Regions from separate parts of the Homo sapiens genome. Here regions 1, 3, 4 and 5 are each linked to region 2. A link is a loop called in an ENCODE intact Hi-C map of the cell type or tissue named here. Cell type or tissue: HCT116. All regions are shown on one strand. Links, peaks and the distances in the headings refer to the core of each region. The heading gives the core; the rest is flanking DNA.

Region 1 (6,128 bases), core at 557-5,556, 220 kb after region 2:
AAGATGAAGGATCCAAGCCCTTCTATCCCCTTCAACCAGAGCAGCCCCATTTGCATCTCCCCAACACGCTGGCCTCCTACAGATCAGCTTGTCTGAAATGTTGTGCAGCTTAAAAAAAGTTTTAAAACTGTTCATGAGATGGCCAAACCATGAGATTTGGAGTCAGGAGATCCTCGGGCCTCAGTTTCCTCAACTATAAGAGCAAGAATCCCTGCCCCTCTTAGCTGACTGGGAAGATTACATAAAATCAGAGGTAACAAAATGGTTTATACTGTGGAAAATGCTATGGGAAGTTTATTAATTAAGATTGAATTAAAAGGACTAGGTGACACGGATGAACCTTGAAGATGTTTTACTAATTGAAATGAGCTCGACACAAAAGGACAGATACTGTATGATTCCATTTCTAGGAGGGATCTAGAAGAGTCAAATACATAGAGACAGAAAGTAGAAGGTGATCACCAGGGGCTGGGGAGGGAGGGAATAAAGAGTTATTGTTTTAATGAGTATGGCATTTCAGTTTGCAATGATGAAAACGTTCTAGAAATGGATAGTGGTGATGGCTTCATAATATGAATGTACTTACTGCCACTGAACTGTATACTTAAAAATGGCTAAAATGGCAAGTTGAATGTTATATATATTTACAATAAAAAATAGTCCCCCACCCCCTCTGAAAAAGGGAGTACTATATAGAGTAAAATACAAAAGAAAGTCAAGAAAGTAGAAGATTGCAGAGCTGGTGGGACTAACCCACTGCTTTAAGGAACAGGTACCATATGACTCAGAGAGGAGGGAGATAGCCCAGCAGGAGGGAGATGCCGCGGGGACAGAGGCACAGAGGCTAGAGGGTGAGTGGCCACAGAGAAGAGGCTCTGGGAAGAGGGAAGAGCCAGGAGCCTGGCCTGTTGGAAACACTCATCTCTCTCCACTCACCCATGCCTCTTTGCCCACCTCATGGCACTATGGTTACAGTTACAAATTATTTTCATGTACCTATCTCAATGCTCCTGCCACATCTTTTTAAAAATGTTTCTTTTGAGACAGGATCTCACTCTGTACCCCAGAGCGAGACCCTAGAGTACAGTGGCACGATCACAGTTCACTGCAGCCTTGACCTCCCAGGCTCAAGCGATCCTCCCACCTCAGCCTCCCGGGTAGCTGGGACTACAGGTGTGTGTCACCATGCCCAGGTAATTTTTGTATTTTTTGTAGAGATGGGGCTTCGTCATGCTGCCCAGACTGGTCTCAAAGTCCTCAGCTCAAGCAAGCCACCTCCCTCCCAAAGTGCTGGGATTACAGGTTCACCTAGCCCCCTGCCACATCTCATACAATTTCATTCGTTCATTCAACAAATACCTATGCAGGCCCTAGTAGTGCCAGGCATTGTTGTAAGCAGTGGACACACACACACACACACACACACACTCCTGCCCTTGGGGGCTTCTTCTCTAGGGATAATAGCTGACACCTAGATAACACCTGTCATGTACCAGGTATTGTTTTAGGTACTTTATAGATATTAGCTGCTTTAATCTCCATAATCACCTAAGAAGGCAGGTACTGTTCTTAGCCTGGTTTTACATGCCCAGGGAGGTTGAATAGCTTGCCCAGGTCACCTGAGTGGTAGCAGGGCTTACAGTTCCAACTCGTGGTGGGGCTCGACATACTCATGCAGGAGAATGGGGCCGAGGAAGGGTGTTGGGGGCACTGGGAGCAGGGCTGGACTTGCCCAGCTAGATCTAGAGGGGTCAGAACCCTACTGAGAACATCGGCAGAGGTGAGTGCAGAGAGGGAGGCAGTGCGGGGGCTGAAGCCTCATTTTCAGAACCATTTTCCCCGCCATGGTTCTGGCAGAAGGTGGACAGGGAACCAGAGGCTTGGAGGAAGGGGCCTGCAGCTACCCAGCAGGGCAGGGCTGGGGTATGGACTTTGTGGTGACAGCAGATTAGTAAGCAAGAGATGGCCGTGATGCCTTGAAAAGAGGAACTCTTCAGTTTGGGCAGCTTCCTGGGTGTACGAGGAAAAGGAAGTGTCAAAAGTTCAGGCCTGAGGCACCCTTCCAGGCCCACTAGATGCCAGCATGGCTTAGGGAGGGCTGACAGCGAGGCCTGGGGGCTGGTTGGAAGGAGGCAGGTTTGGAGGTGCTGAGCGGGCAGAAGACACAATCGGATTCATTCATTCACCAGCAAATGTTTCCTGAGGAAGACACAGGAAGTCTTGTGTTTACACATTCACCTTCCTTGATCTGGCACAGACAAATCAGCACTCGCTGAGACAGCATCTGCCCCAACCCCACCTACCTTTTTCCTGCTCAGCTGCTTCACTAAGGTCTGGAAGCTTGAGCCCCACTAAGTTCTGATTTCTCATCAGGATGTGCTCCTTTGTGGTAAAAGAAAGAGATAACAATTTCAGATGATGACACTGGGCTGGGCTGTTCTCTTGGCTCTGTCTATGGTTCTGCGACCACTATCTTAGGTGGGAAAGCGGGGCAGCCTGAGAGGTGGGTGGGCAGGCATGGCATGGTGAGGCCTGAGAAGCACCAGGAAATAGTTCCTCTCCCAGTCCGTGAAGGTGCCTGAAACGCCACTGTCAGCACCACTTTCCATGGGTCAGGGACTACCCTTGGCATGGTCTTTTTAAACAAGTCTGTGGGCTTCAGGGTAAATGAACTGCTTGGCCTCACTGTGGCTGAGGTTTGCAAAGGACACACAGGGGCAGAACTAAGGGCTCTGGGACAGGAGGGTCCCCTGGGTGTGTATGGCGCTGCTCCTGGAAACAGCTTTGGCGATCTCATGGCTGGCTGGATCTTCCTGCCCTGTCATTCCGGGCAGTGACTGCTCACTTCCAGGAGCTGCGATTGCCCCACACACTCAGGTCATCAATGGCCTTTTATGGCACCTCTTGAGTTTTTAAACTCTCCAGAAAAGTGAGGCCTGAGAATTGCTGGCTTAGGGCCTCAGCTGGCAGAGCCCGGGGAGAGATGGGATGTGGCCCAAGTGGGCTCACACCTGCTCTAAGCCAATTAGCACCAGACCAAGGACCTGAGTGGAGGCACCTGGCAGAGCTCCTTGCCCCTGTGACTTATGGATCTTCAGTCTGCTGTGTGGCAGAGGGCACTTGGGAATGGTTTGTCCCCCGAGAAGGGAGGAAAGGAAGGGGCCAGCAGAGGGTGCTCATGATCCAAGTGGAAGTCATGGTCAAGGACCCTTTACCCATTTGGTTAGCAAGCCAGAGGCCCACAGCCCATCAGCTTCAGCACACTGGAGTCGGGTAGGGGCTGGGCACTCAGGTGCCAGGGTAGTGGTTAGTGACATGGGGCCTCCAGGTTCCCTGTAACTTCTCTGGGTGGGCGAAATCTGCAGGAGTGTAGGGAGTGAGGAGGCTCTGATAACCAGAGGCCCATGAAGGCAAATCCCTGGCTATCGGCCCCTTGGCTCCAACTTCCGCTAGAGATCCGGGACTGTGGCAACTCCTCTGGGCCCTGTGCTGTTTGATCCGCTAGTTAGTTGGGTCTTTCTGACTAGGAGGAGTTTTGTGTGTAAAATGTTAACATCAGCAGCCACGCCCCAGCTCCCCTGTGCCTCCAGTTCAGAGCATCATGAAGGTATCTGAATAGGATAGTGGCCAGCATTGGAATGTGTCCCTGCCAGCACACAAATCCCCTCAATTGTGCTTGAGTGCTATCGGGCACCTTCTTTTCTTCCCTGCCCCACATTTCCCTCTGTAGAGGAGCCAGGAGAAGCCTCCTGCTCTGAGGGTGCTGGGCCTCACTCTGTGGAATCCAGGTGCCTTGGTTTATATTCCAAGTGGGCCTTCTGGAGGAGACAGGACTGGTCAGAATTGCTTTGTCCTGTTATCTGGTCTCTATCTCTGGATGCCCCCAATCATACCCTGCATAGGGTGGCAACCCCACAGGAGACCGCTGTGCCTGGTTTGATGGCCAACAGAAGCTGAGGGGACACCATGGGCACTGGAAGAAACTCACCATGGGCGGAGCAGCCTTCACACTTGCAGATGGACTTAAAGCTTTTGTTAACAGGCATCAGGAAGGAAGGCTTGGGGGCATCACAAAGGAAATCACTATTTCACCCTTGCTAGCTAATCCTAGGCATGACTGGGCACTCCATCAAGGGATTCCTGTTTATGAGCCACTGACTCCGGTTGGAGGAGGAAAGCAGCCCAGGACTGAGGGGCCCACATGTCCCTCCACACGTCTGCCTTCCCCTGAGATGTGGCTTTGTGTGGCAACTAGATTTTAGACTGAGCTCTGCCTGGTAACTGGCATAAAAAAGCACCTAAAACTGGTATTTAGGAAAGAGATGCCACATAAATAGGCCTGACTTCTCAGAGTGGGAAAATTTACGCCCTCACAAGGCCCAAGTCCAGGCCAGAGCTGCCCTGGCCAGGGGCCCAGACTCAGCCCTGAGGTCTTCAGCCCAGGGAGTACCTGGAGTACACACTCTGCCCAACTGGCCCCCAGGAACCCACCTCTCGGAGCTTGGTCAGTTTCTGCATCCGCACGGGCTGCACTTGTATCTGAAAGTCTTTGAGACCAGGGGCCTTGGCCAGCTTGCCGCCGGCCTTGCCTGCAAAACGCTTTTCTTCCTCTGCCAGTGGCAGCTTGGCAAGCACTTTCTGCAGCCGGGGGCCAGGTTCTTCAGGGCCACTGTCCCAGGAGAGCCCTCGCAGCAGCGGGGGCCGGGACACAGTGGGTGGAAGCTCAGCTTTGGAGCCAGCCTCGGGCCCCATCGGCTCTCCAGCTGGGCCTCTCCCCTGGGAGGCTGGGGGACCCACTCCTGCCGCATCCTGGGTTGGACTTCTCGGCAGAGGGCTGCCCTCCCAGCCCGTTTTCAAGAGCTGCTTCCCCAGCTCGCTCTCCACGGGGCCAGGCTGAGGGCTGTTCAGGGCCATTTTCCCACTGCTGTTTGTAACAGGAGCTAGGCCTTTGGGTGTGGTCTCGGGGTACTGGAGGGGATCGAAGTTTTCCTTTTGTTCTATTGCAATCTCTTTGGACTTCTCAACTGGAGGAGGACGAGGAGCCAGCCTGCCCTGAGACACTTTCCTCTGGTCATTCTGCTTCCTGTCAGCTAGCCCTTTGGGGACGTTCTGAAAAAGACAAGGTAGAGCTGGAACCCTCGGGGGCAGGTTGAGGGGAAACAGGTGAGGCCACTTCTGCTGTGGAGTCTCTGCCCCCACACACCTTGCCAAGGGGCCCATTTGTATAAGTGTGTATGGGGTATGAGTGGACGATGTGGAAGGAGAGGGCTTCTGCCCGAGGTTTGTCAAACAGACAGGAAAATGGAACCTGCAATCCAAAACCAGCCAAGAATTTCCCAAGGGATAGGAGCTGAGGAAAACTGAATAGAAGGCAGCTTTGGCCCTAACTCAGTTGCCCCAGATCTAGCCTTGGTGCTGCTTAGCAAGGCCCTTAACTCTTAGGGACCCAGGTTTGTGAACCCTCTGAAATTATGTATGTGTATGTCTGTGTGTGGAGGGGTGTTTTTCTAGGAAAAACATCCACAGCTTTCAACAATTTCTCAGAGTTCCATGATCCAAAGAGGTTAGGGATCATTGGATGGGGTGATTCTTGCAAAGGTGATGTCTTCCTGCTCAGAAGCTCTAAGATTCTGCAGTGTTAGTTTACTTTGTTCATTCCCCAAGGGAAACCTGGGCCGTGAGCAGCACGTGGGTCTGGGGGTCTGTGTGGCTGCCTCGTGTGTGCTGAGACTCTTCCAGAGGACTGTATCCCAGACCCAGTTCCAGGTGACACTAAATTCTACTGCTGCCCTTGAAACACTGAGCACGTGGGCCCCTCGATGTGAGCAGGGTGGGGCGCTTCTGTTGCTCATCAACAAAGATGAGGTTTTCCCGGCTTCCCCAGACAGAATCCCAGGCAGGGGCTGGCGCTTTCCTGCCCTTTTCACTGGAGCTGACAGGAGCCACAGTCTCACCTGGCCTGGAGGTCCCCCTTGTCTCCAACCAGCAGCCTGACTGGGGGTCAGCGCTGTGAGTATTGCCTCCACGGAGTTCACCCCCCTGAATCCTGCCTCCCCACCCCTCCACCTTAGACTTCTAGTCACTATAAGGCAGGGGAATCTGCTGTTTCCCCAGCCCTGACCCTCCAC
Region 2 (6,128 bases), core at 341-5,340:
CCTTTTTTGCTTAAGCCAGTTAGAATTTTTAAAAAATCACTTGCAACCAGAAGAGTCCTACCTGACACATAACCGATGATAAAATTCGTCTTCAGAAAGATCAATGTGATAGGGGAAGAGCCCTCAAGAAATCATCAGACCTCAGTCCCACAGGAACTCGGTGGAGCTCAATTGTTGATGACTGCCATCTTGTGTGGGATCTAATGGGGGCCCCACTGATCTAGAGACCAACAGCCTGGGGGCCCAAGACAGCTGCTCTTTGATTCCAAATGAGGTATGAACAGAACCTGTCCACCTGGACACCGAGGCACCTGCCTTGTTGTGCCACATGTATCTGTGACTAAGAGGAGATTTGGCTGGTTACTGCCTAGCTCTGTAGCCCAGTCAGCTCACATAGTCCAGGGAAAAGGGATTAGTTAGACATCAGGACTGGGACTTGGAAAACCCATCTGGGGTGGAGGGTGCTTCTGAAAGGGGTCTACTTAGAAATAAAGGCGAGAGAAATCCTGTGTCCCTCTGATGTCCATCATAGCCGTACAAGCTGCCACTCCTGGATATGACTTAACCTTTTGACAGCTCTTCCCCAAATGGACTTCTGGGTCTCTACTTGGACAAAAGAGGGCTAGGCAGAGAATTCAGGGCTTTTGGCCTGCAGAGGTTGAAAATGTAGCAGAGCAGAATGAAGATTAAACGGAACTGAACACTGGAACGTAGTACAATTGTCCCTTGATTTCCGTGGGGGATTGGTTCCAGGACCTCCCACAGATACCCAAATCTGAGGATGCTCAAGTCCCTGGTATAAAATGGCACAGTATTTGCATATAACCTATGCACATCCTCTGTATACTTTAATCATCTCTCAATTACAGTCATGTGCCACACAATGATGATTAAGTCGATGATGGGCTACATATACAATGGGGTCCCCTGAGATTAAAATGGAGCTGAAAAATTACTATTGCCTAGTGACATCGTAGCCCTCATAAAATCATAGTGCAATGCATCATTTACATGTTGTGATGATAAACAACCATTCACATTGTTTCTGGTGTAAACAAACCTACTGCACTGCCAGTTGCACAAAAGTATAGCACATACAATTATGTGCAGTGCATAATACTTGACAAGATAATAAATGACTATGTTACTGGTTTGTGTGTTTACTATATTATACTATACTTTTTATCATTAGAGTGTACTCCTTCTACTTATAAAAAATTGTTAACTGTAAAATAGCCTCAGGAGGTCCTCCAGGAGGTATTCCAGAAGAGGACACTGTTAGGATAGGAGATGACAGCTCCATGCATGTTACTGCCCCTGAAGATCTTCCAGTGGGACAAGATGTGGAGGTGGAAGACAGTGATATGGATGATCCTGACCCTGTGCAGGCCTAGGCTAATGTGTGTGTTTGTGTCTTCGTTTTTAACAAAAAAGTTTAAAGTTTTAAAATTTTAAAGAGTAAAAAAAAAGTTTATAAAAAATAGATGAAAGCTCATAGAATAGGATATAAAGAATTTTTGTACAGCTATACTATGTGTTTCAAGCTAAATGTTATTACAAAAGAGTCACAATTTGCAAAAATTAACAAGTTTACAAAGTAAAAAAGTTACAGTAAGTTAAGGTTAATCTATTATTGAAGAAAGAAAAAACGTTTAAAACAAATGTAGTGTGGCCTCATTGTACAGTATTTATGAAGTCTACGATAGTGCGCAGTGATGTCCTAGGCCTTCACATTCACTTACTGATCACTCACTGACTCACCCAGAGCAACTTCCAGTCCTGCAAGCTCCATTTGTTCATTTTTTAGTCTTTTATACTGTATTTTTACTGTATCTTTTCTTTGTTTACATATGTTTAAATACACAAATCCTTACTATTGTGTTACAGTTGCCTACAATATTCAGTATAGAACATGCTGTAGAGGTTTGTAGCCCAGGAGCGACAGGCTATCCCATATAGCCTAGGTATGTGGTAGGCTATACAATCTAGGTTTATGTGAGTACACTCTGTGGTGTTTGCACAACCAAATCACCTAAAGACACATCTCTCAGACCATATCCCCATTGTTAATGGATGCTTAACTGTACTGATAATACCTAATAAAATGTAAATACTATGTAAATAGTTGTTATACTCTATTTCTTGGCAGTAATGAAGAGAATAAAAGTCTTTATATGTTTAGGATGGATGCCACTTTTTTTTTCGAATATTTTCCATCCACACTTGGTTGCATCCATGGCTATGGAACTCTTGGAGATGGAGGGCCAACTATATATAGAATTGTAGTTAGTGGCCGGGCTTGGTGGCTCATGCCTGTAATCTCAGCACTTTGGGAGGCCAAGGCGGGTGGATCACTTGAGGTCAGGAGTTCGAGACCAGCCTGACCAAAATGGTGAAACCTTGTCTCTACAAAAAATACAAAAATTAATTGGGCATGGTGGTGGGCACCTGTAATCCCAGCTACTTGGGAGGCTGAGGCAGGAGAATCGCTTGAACCTGGAAGGTGGAGGTTGCAGTGAGCCAAGATCTCACCATTGCATTCTAGCCAGGGTGAAAAGAGTGAAACTCCATCTCAAAAAAAAAAAAAAAAAAAAAAAAATAGATTGTTGTTTGCTGGATTTCTACTCAATAGAACAGAAATTACCTCAATAGTAAATATTCTATAGTTCTCATTTCAGATGAAAATTCAGCTGTTCTCAACGACTTTTTTGTTGTTTGCATAGGTGATCCTCAACTTTGATATGTTCTAATTTTCATGCATGTATCTTTCACTTCTGTGACTGTATACTGATAACTCAAACAGATACTTCATCCTTTAGTTGATGGGTGGTGATTTTACCTTCCCTCTTGTGTGACCACTTGCTAAGTGCTGCTGCTTGGGGATAAAAGGCTGGGTTTCTACAGAGACAAGGGGTATGGGAAGCGTTTATGGTACAGCTGCCCCCCTTTCCCTCTGTGTGCCAAGGGAATCCCAAATTTTCTGAATGCCTGGAGTTTGTCGGTTGATAACAAATTGTTGTACAATGAACAATTAGGTGTTTGCTTCCCAGGCCCATGCTCCCCTCTCCACCACTACAGTCCTTGCATCTGGTAAGGGTGGGAAGGGGGTTCAGTGGCCACTGGTCCTAGGTGATGGCAAGGGTGGTGTCACTGGCTGGGGATGGTGGAGACTTTGCCGTGCCACAGGGGTGGAGAAGATGAGGGCAGAGAGGAGAGGTGGAATCATGGAAGAGAAGCCACAGGCTCGACCTCCCAGGCACCAGGGAGCAACAGAGGGATGCTTGTGAAAGTTTTTATCTGTCAGGACCCAAGATAGCTATAATGCATGTGACAGGGATGGCAATTTTGCAAATATAAAACAGATATATTTAATTACTCATTACATCACTGTTTTCCCTCTGAGATCCAGCTACAAAAATTATCACTAGAGGGCAGGAGAGGTCTCTTTAGCAAGAAACATGCGTCCTAGCCCAGGGTACTGGCTTCTCCCATAGTGTGGGGGCAGTGCTGACTAATGCTTCCCTGTTCACAACACGCTTAGAAAGTGAGAATATGCGTGTGGCACACTGGGGTCAGCTAAAGGGGATTTGGGAATGCCTACATGGGAGCTAGTGAAAAAAATTCACATTTTCTTCATGTTATATTATTACAATAATATACAAAACAAAATATTAAATGTTGAATTTATATAATATTCTAAAGAAAATCATTTAAATATTTTATTGTTAAACATGAGCTTGCTTCAAATTAACATGTCTTTTTTATGTAGTTTTAGGCTTGAAATGGCTACATGGAATTTCTGATCAAGATTTTTAAGGGTTTCTTCATTCTTTTTTCAAATTTCATTTGTTTCTAATTTTTAAATGTTTATAGATTTAGTGGGTACAAGTGCCATTTTGTTACATGGATATATTGCAAAGTGGTGAAGTCTGGGCTTTTCCTGTAACTATCACTTGAATAGTGTACATTGTACCCATAATCATCATTAACAGGAAATTTGTTTGTACAGATTGGTGATAAAAAGTTAAAAACAATTTTGCACCTGTTAAAAAATATATACCAGTTGAAATCATATAGAGACTATAACGGCATTTTCTTTTTTCAAACAACAAATGTGGTATTGAAATTTTTTGGGATGAGCATTGGATTTAGCACCCTTCAAACCTTTTGGATTCTAGTGCACTTAGGTAATGGTGAAGCCCTAATCTGCAGAATACACATGCAATTTTACATCAGATATCCTGCAGGCAGTGTGGAGGTGACTAAAGAGGCTCATCTACTGAGAAAGACAGGAACAGCCCATATACATCGAGTGACTGTTGTCCTGATTTGTCCTGAAGGGCTCTGATTCATTCTTCTGACATGACATGACTATCCAGAGCACTTCCCTTTGCTAAAAAACAAACAAGAAGCGTGCCAGTTTGGTGTTCATACACAGTGTGGATGAATCTCGAAACATTGCCCAGAATGAAAGAAGCCAGACACAAAAAAGTACATGCTGTATGATTCCATTTATTTGAAATTCTAGAATAGGCAAAACTAATTTGTAGTGATGGAAGACAGATGAGTAGTTGTCTCAGGCAGTGGTGGGGGTGAGTGACTGCAGTGGGGCATATGGGGCATTTGGGGGGTAATGACAACATTGTGTATCTTGATCATGGTAGTGGTGACACTGGTGGATCACCCATGTATACATTTGCAGAAACTCATAGTACTATATAGTTAAAATAGATGCATTTCATTATATGTAAATTATACCTCATTAAAGTCGATTTAAAAAAAGAAAGTATACTATTTTGGACAATGAATTTTATGGTTTCTGTACATAGGCGTGAAGACAGATTCAGGGCTGCCATTTCTACTGTGGCTGCCAGAAGCTCCCTCCTGCTCTCCTTGCCCCCGGCCCCATCCCTCTTGGTCTGTGCTCTGTGCTCACCCGACGCAAGGGACACACACTCCTCCAGTGGGTTTCTGGCTCTGTCCATGTGGGAGTGGCACACTATGCAGCAAGCTGCCAAAGGACGTGTCCTCGCCGCTTGGGATGAGATCACTGTCCTTGCTGTTTGATGGGGCCCACTCTTGGCTGCCCTCCAAGGAGCTGTAGGTGAGGTTCTCCTTAGAGGTACCCAGCCTGTGCACTTTGGCTGCCCTCTCACCTGAGGACCGAGGGCATCACCATTGTGCTGCATGCCTGTGGCCCATCTGAAGCACTTCCACGGGGAAGCTCTGGCCTAGGGAAGGTACCTGTGCCTGTCCCTAAGGCTTTCTCATGAGGCTAGAGTAGAAAGGGGGAGGATCTGACATAAAGGAAGCAAATAAGCACCCATTTCTTGGTCCCAGGGAATTGTGGGAGGAAGAAGGAGGGAGGACAGGAGATGGTGGAGAGTGGAGGGCAGTGGCGGGGGCAGTGCAAGGAGAAATGGAGCGGGATGGGAAGAGAAGTTGAGAGTGGTCAGCCAGATGGGTCTTAAATTCCCTTTCTGGGCTTTGGTCTAGAGCAAGTGTTGGCGAACTATTCTGTAAAGGGCTAGATAGTAAATGTCTGAGGTTCGTAGGATCATATGGTGTCTGTCACAACTACTCGACTCTGCCATTGCAGTGGAAAAGCAGCCAAGGACAATGGGTAAATGAATAAATGTGGTCATGTTCCAAGAAAACTTAATTTATGGGTGGCAAAATTGGAATTCATGTAATTTTCATGTGTCACAAAATATTCTTCTTTAGATTTTTTTCTCAACCATTAAAAATGTAAAGACAATTTTTTTTTTTTTTTGAGACAGAGTTTTGCTCTGTTGCCCAGGCTGGAGCACAGTGACATGATTTCAGCTCACTGCAACCTCTGCCTCCCAGGTTCAAGCAATTCTCCTGCCTCAGCCTCCTGAGTAGTTGGGATTACAGGCACACACCACCACACCTGGCTAATTTTTGTATTTTTAGTAGAGACGGGGTTTTTAGGCTGGGAGCCACTGCGCCCGGCCTAAAAAATGTAGACAATTCTTAGCTCATCTTCCTCATAAAGTGGGTGGTGGGCCTAATTCGGCTGTTGGGGCATCGCTTGCCAACTCATGTATTTAGTGTGGGGGGTCCTGAGGGTGGAGGACTTAGGGAAAGGTGTGGCTCTTGGAATT
Region 3 (6,128 bases), core at 491-5,490, 120 kb after region 2:
AAAAAAAAAAATCACTGTTAAGTACATTCTTAACTTTAAGGTAAAGGACACGGTGAATATAGATTTCTGCTATCTACCCAGTATGACAGTAAGACAGGATGTCAACATGTTTGGACCCATGTAAATCTTTTTCCAATGAGATATTTACAAATTTAAATTATGATCATGATTGTCAAATGTCAAGAAGTGGGAACTTTCATGTGCCAAAAGCATAACAGAGAAGGAAAAGAAAGTTTAGATAGAACAATAATGTATTAGGCCTGGGTAAACAAACATCATCAGAGAAAACTCTGGCTGACTTCATTTCCTTCTGGTAACTAAGTATATGCATTCGGTTCCTTCCTGAATGGACTGCCAAGTCCTGAAGCCAATATATAAAATTTTAATGCTTCAATTAGACATTTTTTAAAAAAAGTGGGATGATTTTGCCAAATTCTTTGACCTAATTCCCTAAAAAGCTTTGACTGTCTAAGAACCTAAATACCTATTATAAGGAAGGTGTTAACTATCTCCTTTGTCAATAAATGCATGCATATAGAGCGGATTCCTGGAGACCAGTGTGACAGAAACATTAATATTAAAGTGGCCCTGCCAAGCCACTTTAATTTAGCACTGTAACAACATCCGAAGCACAGAATAACCCCAAAACTGATCTCAGATACAATACCAACTGAGAAAAAAAAAAGATTTAAGATGCTACAATGAGCAACAGCAAAAATATTAATAGATTTCAGTTGTTTTCATATTAGAAAATAAGTGAAATACAATACTTATGCATTATATACCTTCCCATCCAAAGACTAGCCTGACAAGATGTTACAGAGGATGAGTTTTCATCAGGTTCTTCAGAGGTGGAGCTCTGTGCCAATACTCCTGCTGCTTGACTTGTGATATCTTTATAAAGTTGAATAAACTGGTATAAATTCATGATCCGTGATGCCTCCACAATGCCACTGCTTTTGTTAATCTAAAAATACAAAGAACATGAAAAAGAAAAGTTGATCATTTCTCTGACCAATTTTTCCCAAAAAGGGGGAACAAATATTTAGTCAAACATCCTAGGAAATAGGAGTTTTCAGGATTTGCAAATTACATAAGAAAGCAAGAGTCTGAATAAATGAGTAATACCATGTCCCCTACACTTGTGGGGTTCAAACTTCTTATACAAATTTACCTCATTTAACACACAAAATCACCCTGTAAGATTAATTAGGCATTATGCTGTTGATGGGTAAGGTGACTTTCTCAGAGTTAAGAAATAAATTTTAGAGATCAGTATTAACAATTCTTTCACTTTAATTTCTTAAAGAATTTCTTAACCACAGGATTCATTTGACTCCAACAACCGCATGAGATTCTACAACTCAAACAAGTACTTTCTTAAATATCTTTAAGTTCTATTTTGTACCAAAACTTCTAAACTAAAGCAAGAAAATTACTTTAAAATAAATCCTAACAAAAGGTGGTTGGACTTTTCCCAGAAGGCCATTTTGAGCTTTATCAAAAAACTCGTTTAATATGAGGTGAAACCAGTGGCCCAAAGGTTGTACCTTTACAGGTTGTACCTCTCCCCCATCCAGTTTACAATCTAATGTAGAAGATACTTGGGGCAAGCAGAGGAGATTGCTTTCACAAGCTTTGGGGAGCCATGGAGTGAGGCATAATGAAATGACCGAGGCCAGTAAGGTGAAGGTATAATGTTCTTGGATGAAGAACTTGAAATCAGAGAAAGATTAGAGACATGAAAGACTTCCTTTCAGCACAAGACATAGGATGGAAGACTGGGGAAGAAGTAAGCCATGAAATCTATTAAGTGCATATCAGAGTAAGAACAAGCAAAATCAGAAAATATTTAGAAAGAAATGAAGAATATAGGGAGAGAGACAAAGACACAGGGCCATAAAATTGTGACTTTAGGTTCTGGAATGTATTGATGGAACTAGGGGTATCAGAAAATGAGGTAGATTACATATTTTAAAATATTATTATACATTTGAATATTGTAAATGAAAATAATAGTTGTAACACGTTTATTAATTGCTTACTATTTGAAAAGGCAGGGAAAAAAATACTGAGACTCAAGAATGAGTCATGCGGCCAGGCACGGTGGCTCATGCTTGTAATCCCAGCACTTTGGGAGGCCGAGGTGGGCAGATCATGAGGTCAGGAGATTGAGACCATCCTGGCTAACACGGTGAAACCCCATCTCTACTAAAAGTACAAAAAATTAGCTGAGCATGGTGGCACACGCCTATAGTCCCAGCTACTTGGGAAGCTGAGGCAGGAGAATCACTTGAACCAGGAGGCGGAGGTTGCAGTGAGCCGAGATGGCGCCACTGCACTCCAGCCTGGGCGACAGAGCAAGACTACGTCTCAAAAAAAAAAAAAAAGAATGAGTCATATACCATACTAAGAAATTTTAGAACCATCTCTAATAATCAGAAAGTTGATTAAATTTTGGGAAGGTAAAATCTATCTGGAGATGCAAATATACAAGGTTCTTTGTACTAAAAGACTGTACATGAGGTAGAGAATAAACAGAATTAAAAAGTAACAGGAATTTAACAGGCTTACAAAATAGATCTTCAGAGCTGAGGAAACGGGTAGTCCTTTGGAACTGCATAGTACAGAAGAAATTATGGAATAATCCATATAAGGTCAGTACAGAAATAGCAAAGTGTATCACACTGTAACTATTCTCATCATAGGATTCCTGAAACAAGTATTTATTGAGTACCATTATGTGGATGTTATTGGTACTATGTGCACTGCTCTAGGCACTAGCCACAGTGTGTATAAAACAAAATCCCTGCCCTCAAGCAAGTTACATGATAGGTAGGAGAGACAGGCAAATAAAATACAGATACAGATTAGGTTAGATGAAAATAAGTGTAATGGAGAAGATGAAACAGGGGAGAAGGAACGCTGAGGGGTTACAGGGAAGGCCTTACAGAGAAGTTGACATTTAAGAACTGAAAGGTGCAGAAATGAGTCATATAGATGTCTAGGGGGAAGATCATTCCAGGCTGAGACAACAGGAAATACAAAGGCTGTTTAATAGAGGTGTACCTGGCAAGGAGCACAGAGAGTCTCACAAGAAGCCCAGAGTGTTTGGAACAGAGTGACAGACGGACAGAGGAAGGAGTGGTAGATAGACGGTGAGGTGGGAATAGAATATATAGGACTTTGCTGATTTCAGTAATAACTGTAGCTTTGATTCCAAGTGCATGAGAAGTCACGGGGGGGGGTTTTGAGCCAAGGAGTAATATGATCTAATTTACATTTCAAATTGTGATGTGGAATAGGCTGGTTGTTGTGCTTGGAATAGACTGCTTGTTGTGCTGAGAATAGACAGAAGCAGGGCAAGAGAAGCAGGGAGATCAGTTAGGAGGCTACTGGAATAATCCTGGTGATAGAGGATGGTCACTAGGAATAGGGTGGTAGTAGCGTAGATGGTGAGAGCTAGCCAGATTCTGAATACATTTTGATGTGACAGGACTCACTTACAGATTGTCAGGTGTGAGAGACAAAGAAAAGCCAAGAATGACTCTAAGAAGTTGGTCTAAGAAAAAAGAAGGATGAAATAATATAATTCATGTAGTTCTTAACAGCCACCTTAGTACCTAGTTTTTAATTAATCTCTTATTTTTCTAATATTATTTCCATAAAATATTCCATTTAAACATAATTTAGATCATTTTTTATAGTGGATTAAATATTATTTAAGGATAATCATAGCAGATGGCAGAGAGTCAAGAAAAAGACTTAATGTAAATACAGAGGGTTAAAGTACAATTTTTTTAAAGTTGTTTAACATTAAGAAATGTGAAACTCTCAATCTCCTATCAGTTTTTCATGGTGGACTTGACCTCTTTCTAACATAAACACTGACCTCTCAGATTCTTTCAGAAAGAACCTAAGGAATGCAAATAAAAAAATTTCTTTAGAGTAGCTCTAAAATCAAGAAAAATCACATGAAAAAATATCTAATTGCCTGTGCCTTTAGTACTTTTGTTTCTCTACTTAGAATCTTATTTTAAGGAAGATGTTTAATCACATACAGATGTTAGACATATTGAGGCAAAAAGGAATTTGACTACTAATAAAATTAAACCTTAAGTCTGTATTTGTCAAAGAGCAACAAAAAACGAAGGGATGAAAAGCCTGATATATTCGTATTCCCTTAGCTTTCTACAATTTATATTGGCCTCTTCAATGTGAGCTGAGTACTTTATGAAATAAAAATGAACATTAAGTGTAATTTAGATAATATACTGTGTCAATAAACAAGGAAAGCTTCAACCTATCCCAGTCATTTAAAAAGAGAGTATTATTTCAACAGATTTTTTTTGTTCACTTAATATATACTGAGTTCCTACTATGTGTAAAGCACCGTATTACAGCCTGTAAGAGATACAATAATGAATCTAGACATAGTTCCTGCCCTCAGGAGCTTACTCTCTAAAGGGGAGCTAAGAACCTAAACAACTTTTTTCGTAATGCAGTATTATAAAGTATAAATAATGTGCTGTTGGAATCTGGAAGAGACAAGAGAACTCCTATTCAGGAAGACTTAATGGATGAGATGGTATTTGAGGTGGACCTTTAAAGAGACATCAGGTTTAGAGATGCAGAAATAAAAGGTGTGGCAGAAACTACTGGCTGATTATCCAAATACCATTCCTTCTTTTCATTGCCAGCAGAACCTTATTTTGTTTTTGTGTCCACCATTCCCTGAAATGATGCAGGAGTCAATCCTGGTTAGTCTAATCTAAACCAATCATGCTAATCATATTCCCTCTGTCAGTGTAGGTGTATGAAGGGGATATGACCCAATACTGACCAGTGAGTTCAGAAGTGACATCTGCTGGGTCTTTAATTTAACCAATCCTGCAGTTAGTCTATAGAGTTAGGATTTCTTGATAAGTGAGAAAATAAGTATTGTTTTTGTTTAAACTGGTTTAACAGGAATTTTCCGTGACTTCCTAATGGAAGGAATGGACATCCTAGTTGAGAAAACACAATAAGCAGAAGCACTGAACTGGAAAAGAAAAGTAACAATGATACAGTCTTAAGTTAGTTAAGCCTGATAAGAATGCAGAGCAAAAGAAGGTCATTGTGACTAATGCAGAAAAGATAGTTTGGAGTCATATTGTAGGAGTTGGGACTATTTGGTAGGCAAGAAGGAATTACTGAGGAATTTTAAGCAAGGCAGTAATCTGATGCGAGTTGTGCTTTAGAAAGGTTAATCTCACAGCAGCATAAATTAGAATTTGGAGAAGAGTCTAGAAGTATAGAGATTAATACAAAATCTGTGATAATCTGGATCAGAAGAGAGAGATCAGTCTGCTTGAGAGCATGAAATCTGTCTTATTTATCATATATTCCTAATGCCTCTCACACTTGTGCTCAAATGTTTATCTGAATAAACTGGAAGCAAAACACAGTATGGGTAAAACTGACAATCTACTGAGGAAATAAGGCATATTATTTGGGTAACCTCCAGGGTCCGTGACTCAAAGGAAAAATCTCCTAACCCAGGGAATCTTTATGGGTCAGTCGGGAATGAACTTCAGAGCGCTCATGAATGCCCAATTTATGGTTTATATGCATATGGATGATTTTGTTCTTTGTTTTAGAGCCGGGGTGGGGATAGGAGGTGGCCTAATAAAATTCATGCCTTCATTTAATCAAAAGGTTTGTAGCCTCAAAAAGTTAAGAACTTTCTATCTGAATCTACTCAGTGGTGGTTGAGGCTTTCTAATACTCAATGACAGCTGGCAAAAAATCTATCCCATAACTAAAAATTACTAAAAAACAAAAAAACTCTTTCAATGGATCTTTTTTCTTTTTAATGAATGAATGTATTCTTAAAAGAAATGATCTCAAGATAACATTAATTTTTAAGGTATCATCTTAGAGCTAAATAGGATGTCACCTTAGCATTCCACAGCCAGCTAAAAACCCAAAAACAGAGATAGAAGATTAGTATGATGTAATGGTTAGAGATATTGAGGCAAAAAAGAATTTGATTATAAAAACCCCTGCTGTATAGCAATTAGACAACTGTAAGATTCAAACAGCTAGTTAGAAGGCAATAACAGTAACAAAACTATGTTTTACAAAAC
Region 4 (6,128 bases), core at 454-5,453, 85 kb after region 2:
TCTGATATGCTCAGATCTCTGCCTCTCTTCTCCCACCAAGGGGATGGCAGCCTTGTCCGGGGCTCCTGGCAGTCTCCGCCTGCAGGGGCCGCAACTGCGGTAGGAGCGAAGGTTAAATGATCATGGCCCTAGCCTTTCCATTCTCTTTTGCTGAAGCGCTGTGCAGTGAGGCACAGGGTCAGTGCTAGGCAGGGGGTGTTTGATGGTGAGCAAGAGTCACTTCCTGTCAACCAGGTGGCTTTGAGGGAGAGGCCAGAACTGAGCTGACTTAGAGTGAGTAGGAGCTTGCCAGGCAGAGGGTGTGGTAGGGGAATGGAAGTGGTGGCATTCCAGGTAGAGGCACGTGATGTGCAAATGTCAGGAGGGAGGGATGGTATGAGAGAGTCGAGAGAGTCAGAACAGTGTGTTGACATAACTGCAAGCAGTGTGGTGTGGTTGGAGCTCAGGCATTGGGAGCGGGGAGCAGCGGGTTGTGGGGAGAGTAAGGCTGCAGAGATGTGGGGAGGTCCTGGATCATGCAGGGGCTGTGGGTTTCCCACAGAAGGCAGGGAGGTGGGCCGGGGTGTGGTGGCGAGCTGGGAGAGAAGCTCCTGGGGGAAGAGTCGGGATCAGGCTTTGCTTGGAGGAGGGATGGCTAAAGCTGGGTGGAGTCACAGTGGGGTTGCCATCTCCACAGGAGCTCTGTCCCAGCTGGGAACCTCTTGGGGACTTCTTCTTTTTGGGGTCAGCTTTGATAAGGGAGGGTAGGCCAGGGGAGGATGTGGCTCCTCTGGGAAAGCCCAGCTCCAGCCTCCCTGACCCCCTGGCTGGGAGCATATCAGCAATGCAGATGGAAGACCCTACCTGGAGGCCCTAAGACCACTTCTGTTACACGCCAGGGGTCCAACACAGACTCCCACTTGGATGGGATCAAGAGCTTTAAGAAGTGAGAGTTTGGCTTCAGCTCATGTGCCCTGAGAGGCTTACAGAAGTGTTTTGGGGATTTCCAGGCAGAAGTGAAAGGTGTTTTAGACACCACTTACGTGGGCACCCTGGCATTTTCACCTTCAAGCACCATTTGTTCCTTCTCTGTGAGGCTTAGGCGTTCAGACAGGTGGATGCCTCCATCACTGTGTGAACTCCTCTCAGCCCTGCCCAAAGAACTTCACACGCCTAGCACATGCCCAGGCCCGTGTTCAAAGAAACGCCTTGCCCAGCCCGATGCAGCCCTGCCCTGAGCATACGTGAATGCTCTGGGCTTACCTGCTTCCTGCTGCCTGGGGCCAAGGTGTCCTCACTGGCTGTGCTGGCACTGACACTGTTTTCTTCTAAGGTGGGGCCCCAGTGGGTGTTCCTGGGTCTACCAGCTGCCCTCTGGCCACAACATGAGAAACAGTCCTGGCGTGGGGCTAGGGTAACAAATCAGAGCCTATCCCCAGGGTTCTCCTGCAGTCTTGGGGTTAATGTTTTCTCTGGACAGAGATGACCTTGATATCTATGACCCAGTGGCCTGTTCTTAGGCACCACAGTCAGTCCATAAACATGGGCGCAGGTCTGCTATGAGTCAGGTCTGTGCCCGCCCCTGGGTGCTGCCTACTTGATAGCACTCTGTCTCTCTTTTTTTTTTTTGAGATGAAGTTTTGCTCTTGTTGCCCAGGCTGGAGTGCAGTGGTACAATCTCAGCTCACTGCAACCTCAGCCTCCTGGGTTCAAGTGATTCTCCTGCCTCAGCCTCCCGAGTAGCTGGGATTATAGGTGCCTGGCACCACTCCTGGCTAATTTTTGTATTTTTAGTAGAGATGGGGTTTTGCCATATTGCCCAGGCTGGCCCCGAACTCTCAGCCTCAGGTGATCTGCCTGCCTTGGCCTCCCAAAGTGCTGAGATTACAGGCGTGGGTCACCACACCTGGCCTTGATAGCACTCTCATAGCCTCTACTATGGGGAGGAGAGCTGCTTTCTAAAATCCAGAATGGGCTGGATGATGGCCTCCGTATGTCTAAAGTGGCTATTGGTGTCCCTGGGGCAGACAAGGGCTGTGGTCTGAGGCAGGAGCTGCGACGTGGCCGTGGATCTGTGTGGGTGGTATCTGTGAAGGCACCTGTCACACTACAGCAGGTGAAGGGCTGAGACACCCCGAGGCCCAGCCAGCAGGACTGTGTGACTGAGACACTTGTTTTCTATGCAGAAGCAAGACAGAAGAGCTGAGTGTGTTTGCTGCTTGGGAATTGGGTAGAAGTAGGTGACATCCACTGTGGTTTAAGTGTCATATTAAGAATAGCAAATAGGTTTTACCTTCTGTGCCAAACCTGACCAATTAGGGGCCACCCCTAAAGCTTAGTGAAAAGAGTGCTGTGTTCGATTATTGATGCCTGCCATGGGTATGGAAATGGTCAATGTTGGCTTAGGTCCCAGGTCTGGAAACTCTGCTCTTTCTTTACATCTGAGGTCTTAGGTGAACACGGGGAATGCACTTGGATCCTCTGGTGAACTGAAAACACTGACCTCCAATGACCTTCAATTATTTTGTTCCTAAAATAATCACCCTTGAGTTCTGAAGTTTGGATGGGGTGCTTCCTGGATTGTCCAGTTGTTTTCCTCATTTATCTTGTGACTCATGGGGGTAAGGACAGGCTGACCCCCCTGTGGTGTGTCATTGGTAAGCCAGAGGACAGGACCAGAAAGCCCAGAATCCGCTGAGTCATGCTGAGGTCATTGTACCAAGCTGTGTCCAGCTGAGCTGAGCCAGGCTGACCTTCTTTTGTGCATCCCACGTGAGCCCAGCCTCATCTCTGAGGAGCCTGGGCTTTGGGGATGTTTTAGTTTTCTGCTTTGCTTTGTTTCCCCAGTGTCCAGTGGTCTGTCTTTCTGGTAAGAATGGCAAGATTAATGGCAGGAAGGATGCTGATGAGTGAGTGCTGTGGCTAACGACATGGGCTGGCTGGCATAATGCTCACAGAGGTCCAGTGGATCAAATATCTGGTTTGGCATTACTTGGAGATGCTCAGCCAGCCGTGGACAGCATTCCCTGCCCTGAGGTCAGCCGCCTCCTCACCCCAGCCCGGGCTGAGCGCCCAGTCGGCCGCAGCAGTAGCTCCAGAGTGTGGTCTAATGGCTGTCAGCAGCCTGGCCTTGAGGCTGCTGTCGTCCTCCCCCGGAGCTCCCATAGGTCCCTTGTGCTCAGGGAGGGGGAGTCAGTTTACCCATAGTGACTTGAGGCCATCCCTCAGCTTAGCTGGGGCTTCATTTCCTTAGGGCTTGTGGTTGTCCTATGAGTGAAGCACAGTGAAAAGGCAGACTGGGGATGAGGGGTTGGGGAGATGGGTAGGATCCAGGCAATATTAGCAGAGCCCTCATCCTAAGATTAATGAAGAGGGTTCAGTAACAGAATCAAATTACATTTAAAGAATCCCTTCTAGCTTCTGTGTATGGAGAATGAATTGAACCAGAGCACAAGAAAAAGGAACAAGACCAGTTAGGAGGTCACTGTGAATTCAGGCCTGAGAACATGCAGGCTTGAACTCCCGTGGTGGCAGTGAGGTTGGAGAATATTGTATGGATTTGACATCCATTTGGAAGGTAGAACTGATGAGACTCACTGAGGGAAGGGAGTAGTAGGAAGGCCAAGGATGACTCCCAGTTTTTCAGCATGACCAGCTGGATTCAGGACACACCATTTCCTGGGATTCCAGAATCTGGGAGAAAATCAGGTTTGGGCTGGGGTCAGAGATGGAGAGTCCACTTTTGGATATATTAAATTTGAACTGCCTTTGGGTTATCCAGATAGAGATATCAAGAAGGCAATAGTATGTACAGTTCTGGAGCTTTTGGCTGGTGGCATAAATTTGGGAATTGGTATAAGGAAAATAATTAAATGCACAGAAATGGAACAGATCACCTTTGGAGAGAATTTATAGTGAGAGGACAAGAGGGCCCAGGACCAGGCATCAAGAAATTCCATTATTAAGAGGTCTGGTAGTGAGGATGAGCTGACTAAGGAGGCTGAAAAGGAGAGGACAGAGATGCAAGGGGTCGGTCTGGTATCACAGGACTTAGCATGATATAGAGGGCATGAGAAATCCCATGAGGTGTTTTGAGACCTTGCTGGGCTCCTTCTGCAAAGGTGCCTTCTGCAAAAAACTGCCTTTCCCTGGAATGTGGGGAGAAGTCTAAGCTGACTGTTCATTTCTGCTTCTTAGGATTTGCTCTAAGATCTTTGGCCTTGGGCCCCACAGCTTGAGTCCATATGTTGGCTTAGGGTCAGTAGAGCGGCTTCCAGTAGAGTGGCTTCTTCTTGGGACTTGGATGCCCTGGAGTTTGGGTGAGGTGTAACTAGTCAAGGAAGGGTGTGTTTGGAGGCTTGGCCTTTAGTGTCTGTTCTTTTCATTCATTCCCACTTGGAGGTTTGCTTTGGGAATGCTCTGAGGGTTCTGAGAGGGATCAATGGGAAGAGTGGGATTTGATGGGCCCTCAGGGTTATCACTAAAACTGTGAGAACCTGTCGTACCTGTTAATTTGTTCATTCATTCATCCATTGGTTCGACTTTGTACTAGGCTCTGGGGTAGGTGCTGAAGACTTAGAGGCATCAAACATGGCCCTTGTCCTTGAGGAGCTCCCAGTCTAGTGAAAGCGTAGACACACAAACGTTAGAGTGATCGGGACGGTCTGCACAACAATGGGATGCCTGTGCCAGGTTTTGAGGTTGGGCAAGGGAAAGAGCATTCAGTTGTGCTTGGAGGAACAAGGTTGGCTCCCAAATGGAGGAGGTTGTGGGAAATTTCTAGGTGGATGAGATGGTGGAGAGAAAGGAGGGCATTCCAGACTGAAGAAACACGTGGGCAAAGGGATGCAGTGTACTGTACCTTGGTGTGTGGTGTACCCGTAAGTGGTTTGTCACGGCTGCAGCACAGAATGGGGCAGTGGCAAGGCGAGAGTTAAGGCTTGAAATAAGCCTTGAATCTCAGGCCAAGGTGCTTGGGCTTTATCTTGAGACTGATGGGCCCATAGGTCATTTGTTAACTGGGGAATGGCCTGATCCAATCTGCATTTTAAAAAGATTTCCTGGTGCTGTAAGGAGGTGGAATGCGCAGCAAGGCTGAAAGGGAGGGATACCAGTTCCGAAGTCTGGAGGAGAAATGGGGGGTGGGATCCAGACACTGGTGGGGCTGCCCGGATGGCCCATGAGGTGCTGGGGTTCTGTGCACATTGAGGGTTGGATGTCTTAACTCTTGTTGCTAGGGGAGGTGGCCTGACTCAGGGCCTGGTGGGCGCTGTGTTCCAGGTGGACACACACATCCATGCGGCCGCCTGCATGAACCAAAAGCATCTGCTGCGCTTCATCAAGCACACATACCAGACGGAGCCTGACAGGACTGTGGCAGAGAAGCGGGGCCGGAAGATCACCCTGCGGCAGGTGTTTGACGGCCTGCACATGGACCCCTACGACCTCACTGTGGACTCACTGGATGTCCACGCGGTGAGTGAGCTTCTGCTCCAGTGCCGCCAGCAGACAGCAGCCCTGGCTGGGGACTCAGCCCCCTGGAAAGCCACCATGATTGTGCTTGCCGGGAGGTGCTACGGAAGCAGCTTTCTCTTCTATCTGACTGAGAGGTCATGCGGCCTCAGAGAATAACAGGTCTGGGGCAGCCATGGGACAGGGAAAGAGGGTGTGTGGCTTGGGGCCTGACAGGTCTAAGCACTAATCCCACTCCTGCCACTTAGGAGTTTTGTGCCCTTAGGCAACTCACAGAAGCCTTTATTTCCTTGCCTATAAAATGGTGACAGCCATGTGCCTTATTAACTTAAAAAAATATTAAAACACTAAATGATGGTGTAACTGCTATGGAAAACAGTATGGTAGTTCCTAAAAAAGTTAAGTATAGAATTACCTATGCCTCAGCAATTCATTTCTAGGTATATACCCAAAAGAACTGAAAGCAGGAACTTGAACAGATACTCACATACCAATGTTCATAGCAGTATTATTCATAGCAGCCAACAGATAGAAACAGCCGGTGTTCATCAACAGATGAATGGGTAAACAAAATGTGGTATATCCATACAACGGAATATCATTCAGCCATAAAAGGGAGTCAAGTACTGTACATGCAACAACCATGAATGGATTTTTCAAAAGATTATACTAAATCG
Region 5 (6,128 bases), core at 589-5,588, 250 kb after region 2:
ACTCATTCTGCCTCCAGCTAGTGCCTAACTAGAACCTGGCCCATTTTACAGGCCGGGAAACTGAGGTGCAGAAACGGAAACAACTTGACTGGTTCAGCTACCCTTGTATCTGGTGCAAATCTTCCAAGAGACTCTGCTGGGATAACTATCCAGTAATTTGTGCAACTGAAGAGGCTAGAAGTTCCTAAACCATATTTAAATATTTTATCTGCCCCTGCTCATGAAAGAAAACAAACTAATATGCTTTTGTTCATGCTTTCATTCTTCAGCTACTTCTAAGTCGCCTACTGAGCATCGGACACTATGCTAAATGTATTTCAAGTGCTATTTTCTTTAACCCCCATGAGATAGGTTTTATTATTTCCATTTAATATATTAAGGATCTAGGGCTCAGAGAGGTTCCGCAACCTGCTCAAGATCACACAGCTAGTAAGTAGCTGGTGAAGGGCTATAATCCAGGCTAGTCTGACTCCTAGGCCCGCCATCTTTCCTCTCTTCCACTCTGGCTTCTTCACCAGGAGTTCTGCTTGAGTGTGGCAGAAAAGACTAGCACGGGGGCCCTGCCTCCCAGGGGAGGGCTGGAGTGAGTACTCCCAGTGAGGCTAAGGATGGTGGGAGGCAGAGGGGAGGAAACAGGACCTACACTTCGGTTGTCGGGCCGGGGTCTTATGAGGGCTAAAGAGTGGCCTACAGTTGAGCCTGCATGTCCTCTGGTAGGTGGTAGCAGCAGGTGGAGGACGCGGAGGCCGGCCCTGCCTTGTAGGCTTCAAAGGCCTTACTGTATCCCAGAAAGTATAGAGCCATCATCGGGACGCACGGTTCAGGAACAGAATTTACAGAGACTATCTCTTTCAGTGCTGTCAGCAGCCCTGTGAGATGGGGAGAGTAAGTACTATTATTATTAACATTAAAGTTAGACCCATGTTACAGATGAGGAAACAGAGGCCCAGAGACTTGCCCAATGTCATCGCTCATGAATGGCAGTGCTGGGAATTCACCGAATCTGGGTCTGATGCTCCCCTTCCTTGCAGGGCCAAGCCTGTTCTCGGCAGGCAGCAGCAGCCTCTCATCATGGCGCCAAAGATGCCTCTCCCAGAGCCTTGCAACCTGCCTAGGAGAGACCAAACTCCTCTCTGAAACCACAGTATCCCAGGAGCACAGCCCGTAAGCTAAGCGGCTCTCAGATTCTCTCTGTGAATCTTTGAGCATTGAGGGAAGAGCCAAGAAGCCCTTTCGGGAAACCATGGGTTAACCTAGCCTCCACTGACCTTTCTGGAGTGACTCAGTATTCTCAGAAGGGAGTTTTTTTGTTCTTCCAGCTTTGAATTTTTGCTTTCATTTTAGCAGCACAAAGAATGTGAAAGAGATTAGGTTGCTATTAATACCACGGGTCTATCTCTAGATGGACAACTGATGGGGGGAATTGTTGGGGGTGACTGCACGTGGAGCTCTCTTAGCCCTTCTGCAAATCCAGAGGGTGATGGAGGGACACTGAGAACTCACCAGTCTTACCCCTGCACCCATTTTTACCAATGGGGAACCGAGGCCCAGAGGGGCAGGCATGTGACCAAGGCCACATCTATGAGTGAGGGGCAGAGTCAGAAAAGTCCCCAGAGCACCCATGCCCCGAGCCCGGCTGCATGTGGCAGCTTTCTGACTTTTCATTTTGACGGTTTTGCTCATAGTAAAGGGTAAGCCATTGTGTCTGTGCTGTGAAAGCAGGCGTCCTTCGGCAGTGACTCGTCATTGTTCTTGCTCTCATGCTCTCATGGTCACTCTCGCAGGAGAGAGGATGCTCCCCACAGGAGATCTGCTGAAAGTGCTGGGAGGTGCCTCTGGGGGTCCCCTGGGCCTGGCCAACTGCAGAGCTGGGTTCCGCGACTCCACAAGTGAGCCGGATGGGAAGCCTGCCTTGGGAAAGCCCCATCCTGCTTCCTAACCTTGGCCTGCTCACGGGGCTTTGTTGCTTGGCAGATTCCGTTCTAATCCTTCCTCTGCCTCTCCCTTGCTGGATAAATCTCCCCTGGCCTCAGTTCCCTCATTTGAAAATGGAGGTAATAGCACCCACCTTTTAGCGTTGTTGTAACGATTAAATCAGGAAATACATGCAAGGTGCTGGTACATAGAGTCCACTCAGTGCCCTCGCCATTCTCCAAACAGGGCAGCTGAGTTCTCTAAGCATGCACAGCATCAACAAAACCAAGCCAAGGCTCAGAGAGACTCTGGTGTTCATCCTAGTGGCTCAGAGCTCCCAGATTTGTCTCCTGCAAGTAAAAGAGACTCAGTCCTGGTCTTTGCTGTGGACAGTCCCAGGTCTGTGCTGGGCTTGCCCCATGTCTGTGCTGTGCTCAGTCCCAGGTCCGTGCTGTGGTCAGTCCCAGGTCTGTGCTGTGGTCAGTCCCAGGTCAGTGCTGTGGTCAGTCCCAGGTCCGTGCTGTGGTCAGTCCCAGGTCCGTGCTGTGCTTGCCCCGTGTCTGTGCTGTGCTCAGTCCTAGGTCTGTGCTGTGGTTACCCCATGTCTGTGCTGTGCTCACCCCATGTCTGTGCCGTGCTCAGTCCTAGGTCTGTGCTGTGGTTACCCCATGTCTGTGCTGTGCTCACCCCATGTCTGTGCTGTGCTCAGTCCCAGGTCTGTGCTATGGCTGCCCAAGGTCTGTGCTGTGGCTGCCCAACGTCTGTGCTGTGCTCAGTCCCAGGTCTGTGCTGTGCTTGCCCCAGATCTGTGCTGTGCTTAGTCCCAGGTCTGGGCTGTGCTCAGTCCCAGGTTGGTCTGGTTTCAAAGCCCCAGTTCTTTCCACTATCCCTGTACTCATGATGACTCCCCCAAAACAGAGGTTTTTGTTCCACAGGTGAGACATGAGGCCTAGTGTGGAATCCCTCCTGGAAGAGAGCCAGCCACAGTGTCTGGCCAAGTAGGTATTTGTGCTGTGCTGAACAAGTGGGTAAGTGAGTGACTGAAGGGGGTACAGCCACCCCCCAGTGTGTGGTGGAAGCCCCAGGATTCTCTCCTGAAAGTGGATCTAGATTGAAGGGAATTGTGCAGGAGCAGGAATGGTGAAGGGCGGAGATGCAGGGAGAAAGCCTCGGTGGCAACAGAAAAGGGAGGATGAGGAAGTGGAAGTCACTTCCCCCAAGACTGTGTCCCCTAAACAAAGTCACGTTTCGGGAGGCTGGCCCTGAGAACCCCGACAATCCTGGGGTTTGCACCTCTGTGGGAAACCTTCTTAGGGCCCGATTTTCTCCAGCCCTGCTCTCCGCTCCTGTGGAGCTCGTATAGGCTTTGTTGGCTGGGGGTGCCCTGGGAAGGAGCCAGCACCTGCTCAGACCAATGACAGGAAATAAGCCTAAACATCTCCCCAGGTTTCCTTTCCAGCTTGTTCACTTCAGGAATTCTTTTTTTAAAAATAGGTCCACTTGAAAAAATTTTTTCTTCTTCAAAATATGTACAATTGCTCAATCGGAGGCAGTTCAAAGGCACCGAGAATAGCAGCAAAGTATCTGAGCCTCCCATTTAGCGCCTAGCAGATATAAATCTTGCCCAGTTCTGTTTGTTCCAGGCTGCTCAGCAGCCTCTTCCCTGAGTCACTCACTCAAGAGTGACATGAGTCATCATCCTGGGGTCAAGGACCACACGGCATTCTGGGTCTGTGAGATCCCATAAAGGGCAGGGCACCGAGGGGTCTCCAGGAAGACATGGAGGATCAGGAACTGTCTCCTAGGCCCTAGGCTTGGCTCTGCCTCCCCACATGGGTGACTTTAGAGAGTCACTAAGCCTGAGAAGTAGGTGGATTTCTGGGCCCTTCTAACTTGTACTTTGGAGGAATCTCTTTAGTGGTGCACAGGAGCCTGCTTGTTCCAGCTCATAAGAGTCTAATGTAATTTTCAAGAATTCTGTGAACTGGTGGTTAAACACAGACATTATTAAAAAATAAATTACATGAACTCACATTAAACAAAAAGGAGATAAATACTCAAAATAACTGCTTTTTAATTATTTTACTACATTTTACTATTATCTATGCTCTTCTGAAGATTTATTTCTATTGTCTCTGCATAGCGGAAACTATATAATGATTTGCTACTGCCCATCTCTTCTCAGTTCCATGATCAGTGAGGGTGAGTTAGTAGCTTGCCATTGGTCATAGTGGGAGTATCTATACCATGGAAATTGGCAAACACTATGTACATATCAGGGCCTTTTCCCCCCAGAGAGCTGGCCGTGGAACATTGCCAGCACACCACTGAGCTACTCAGCCCCAGGCTCCCTGATTCTTGCTCCTACCAGGGTGCAGAAGGAACACAGATGACTTTAGTATCACCCCAAGATAGCACAGTTATGGAGACTTCATTGCCAATTGTCTTTGGACAACTTTTCCCAAGTGGACTATGAATCCCTTATCCTCAACACATCCCTGACAGAGCTCATTGTTTCTTTCCCTCCCCAGCCCACTCCTCCTGTGCCCCAGAGAATGGCACTCAAGCTACAAACCTAGAAGTCACCGTGACTCCTTCATTTCTGTCACCCTCCACATTCAATTAGATGACTCTGAGTCCCATCAATCCTAGTTCAGAAATGCCCTTCCTCCCATCCCTGGCACCCCTGCCCATGGCTCTGTGTGACCTGAGTCACTGCAACAGCCTCATTTGTCTCCTTACCTCTGGCCTGGTCCCTTCCAATGACCCTCCATAATGATACCAGAGCAGTCTGTCTGAAACACAAATTGGATCATCCTTCCCCTTCATAAACTCCTTGAGGATTGATTCCCTTTTACCATGGGGGGGCCAGTTCTGAGTCAAGCTCCTAGCCCCTCTCTCGAGGCTGATCCCCTCTTTCAACCTTTGTACACCTTATGCCCCAACCACAGTGGACCAAAAGCCAACCTCCAAACATGCCCTGCTTTTTTACACCCTTTGCATACATCCTCCTCCTTATACTTGGGCTGCCTTCTGTCCTCCTTCTATACTTTATGGGTTCCTACTTGTCCTCCAAGACCCAGTTCACATATCTCCTCCTTCATAAACCCATTCCTCCTCTTCACCTCAGGAAAAGTTACTCCCTTCCTGTAGTAGTTTCCTACTGCGTCTGTACCAAATTTCCACATATTTGGTGGCTTAAAACTGCACAAATTCATTATCTTACAATTCTTGAGGTCAGAAGTTCAAAATCCATCTCAGCAGGCTAAAGTCTAAGCATCAGCAGGGCTGTGCTTCTTCAGGAGGCTCTAGGGGAGAATCCATTTCCTGCCATTTCCAGCTTTAGAGGCTGCCTACATTCGTTGGCTGGTGACCCTTTTTTCTCCATCCTCAAAGCCAGCAGAGTCGCTGGCATCTTTTCTCCCCTCTGATCTCTGCTTCCCCCTTCACATTTCCTTCTCCTCTGACTTTCACCGTCCTGCCTCCTTATAAGAACTCATGATTACATTGAACCCGCTCAGTTAATCCAGGGTAATCTCCATCTAAGTATTCCCAATTTAATCATATCTGCAAAGGCCCTTTTGCCATTTAAGGTAACATCTTCATAGGTTCCTGGGTTAGGATGTAGACATCTTGGGGAGGGGGGAGTATTCAGCCTACTGCCCTATCCTCCCAGGGTACTTTGCCCAGAACTCAACCCAACTAGAATTTGAACATCTCAAGAGCAGAGACTCTGCCTTATTCATAGCTTTATGAATATTCTTATAATATTCATATTTTTATGACCTGCCTCCAGTACAGGGTCAAACACAGAATAGGCATTCACTAAATGTTTATTGAGTTAATAAATGAATGACACCGTATTTCTAAAAAGCAGAGAAGAAGGTTTTACATAGGCTGGGTGCAGTTGCCCATGCCTGTAATCCCAGGGCTTTGGGAGATCAAGGCGGGTGGATCACTTGAAGTCAGGAGTTCAAGACCAGCCTGGCCAACATGGTGAAACCCCATCTCTACTAAAAATACAAAACTTAGCCATCATCTGGGTTGCTATATAAGCAAGTGGGTGGCCTTGCCTGCCCTCATTCTCATTGAGCTTCCCCAGGTTAATGGCCAAGTTTTTCTCTCTCTCGATGATGTACCCGGGTTTCATGTCTTCTCTGCCACACAGATGTGCAAATTTCTCCCATAGTATTCTACAACTAAAACCTCACAAA

Evidence for each region. A loop is a pair of places that touch in the nucleus more often than their neighbours do. Peaks named below come from ENCODE experiments on the same cell type or tissue, not always from the same donor. Only the 100,000 strongest peaks of a DNase experiment are listed, where the experiment ranks them.
Region 1: it touches region 2 in a loop (7-fold over the local background); 5 of 110 quality-filtered maps call a loop at or near these places.
Region 3: a loop joins it to region 2, with 8 times the contacts of the local background. A loop is called at or near these places in 40 of 110 quality-filtered maps.
Region 4: it touches region 2 in a loop (6-fold over the local background); 14 of 110 quality-filtered maps call a loop at or near these places.
Region 5: it touches region 2 in a loop (6-fold over the local background); 74 of 110 quality-filtered maps call a loop at or near these places.

Annotation. Positions count from the first base shown.
Region 1 is chr11:10,621,475-10,627,602 of GRCh38, forward strand. IRAG1 (inositol 1,4,5-triphosphate receptor associated 1) reads right to left here. Exons shown (of 21, transcript NM_130385.4): 9 at 4,492-5,109; 10 at 2,304-2,382. Among named protein-coding and RNA genes, the nearest start is that of LYVE1, 56 kb to the left of the region's middle. RefSeq lists an enhancer at 1,981-2,110. In HCT116, for the core only: a CTCF peak has its summit at 3,167 (motif pointing right); a DNase peak (open chromatin) is centred at 3,167; H3K27ac peaks cover 4,225 bases.
Region 2 is chr11:10,402,883-10,409,010 of GRCh38, forward strand. The region is part of intron 2 of CAND1.11 (a long non-coding RNA gene); the gene reads left to right. Among named protein-coding and RNA genes, the nearest start is that of AMPD3, 49 kb to the right of the region's middle. RefSeq lists an enhancer at 5,935-6,128. In HCT116, for the core only: a CTCF peak has its summit at 3,421 (motif pointing right); DNase peaks (open chromatin) are centred at 3,469 and 4,319; H3K4me3 peaks cover 691 bases; H3K27ac peaks cover 1,720 bases.
Region 3 is chr11:10,524,407-10,530,534 of GRCh38, forward strand. RNF141 (ring finger protein 141) reads right to left here. Exons shown (of 6, transcript NM_016422.4): 4 at 786-967. Among named protein-coding and RNA genes, the nearest start is that of RNF141, 14 kb to the right of the region's middle. RefSeq lists an enhancer at 2,889-2,948. In HCT116, for the core only: no CTCF peak of the experiment used is centred there; a DNase peak (open chromatin) is centred at 3,035; H3K4me3 peaks cover 2,303 bases; H3K27ac peaks cover 4,506 bases.
Region 4 is chr11:10,488,090-10,494,217 of GRCh38, forward strand. AMPD3 (adenosine monophosphate deaminase 3) reads left to right here. Exons shown (of 15, transcript NM_001025389.2): 7 at 5,260-5,454. Among named protein-coding and RNA genes, the nearest start is that of MIR4485, 17 kb to the right of the region's middle. RefSeq lists an enhancer at 1-854. In HCT116, for the core only: no CTCF peak of the experiment used is centred there; a DNase peak (open chromatin) is centred at 2,652; H3K4me3 peaks cover 1,286 bases; H3K27ac peaks cover 3,285 bases.
Region 5 is chr11:10,656,316-10,662,443 of GRCh38, forward strand. The region is part of intron 1 of IRAG1 (inositol 1,4,5-triphosphate receptor associated 1); the gene reads right to left. Among named protein-coding and RNA genes, the nearest start is that of IRAG1, 34 kb to the right of the region's middle. RefSeq lists enhancers at 532-1,731, 1,336-1,485, 2,854-4,053 and a silencer at 3,107-3,401. In HCT116, for the core only: no CTCF peak of the experiment used is centred there; DNase peaks (open chromatin) are centred at 1,274 and 3,546; H3K4me3 peaks cover 1,384 bases; H3K27ac peaks cover 5,000 bases.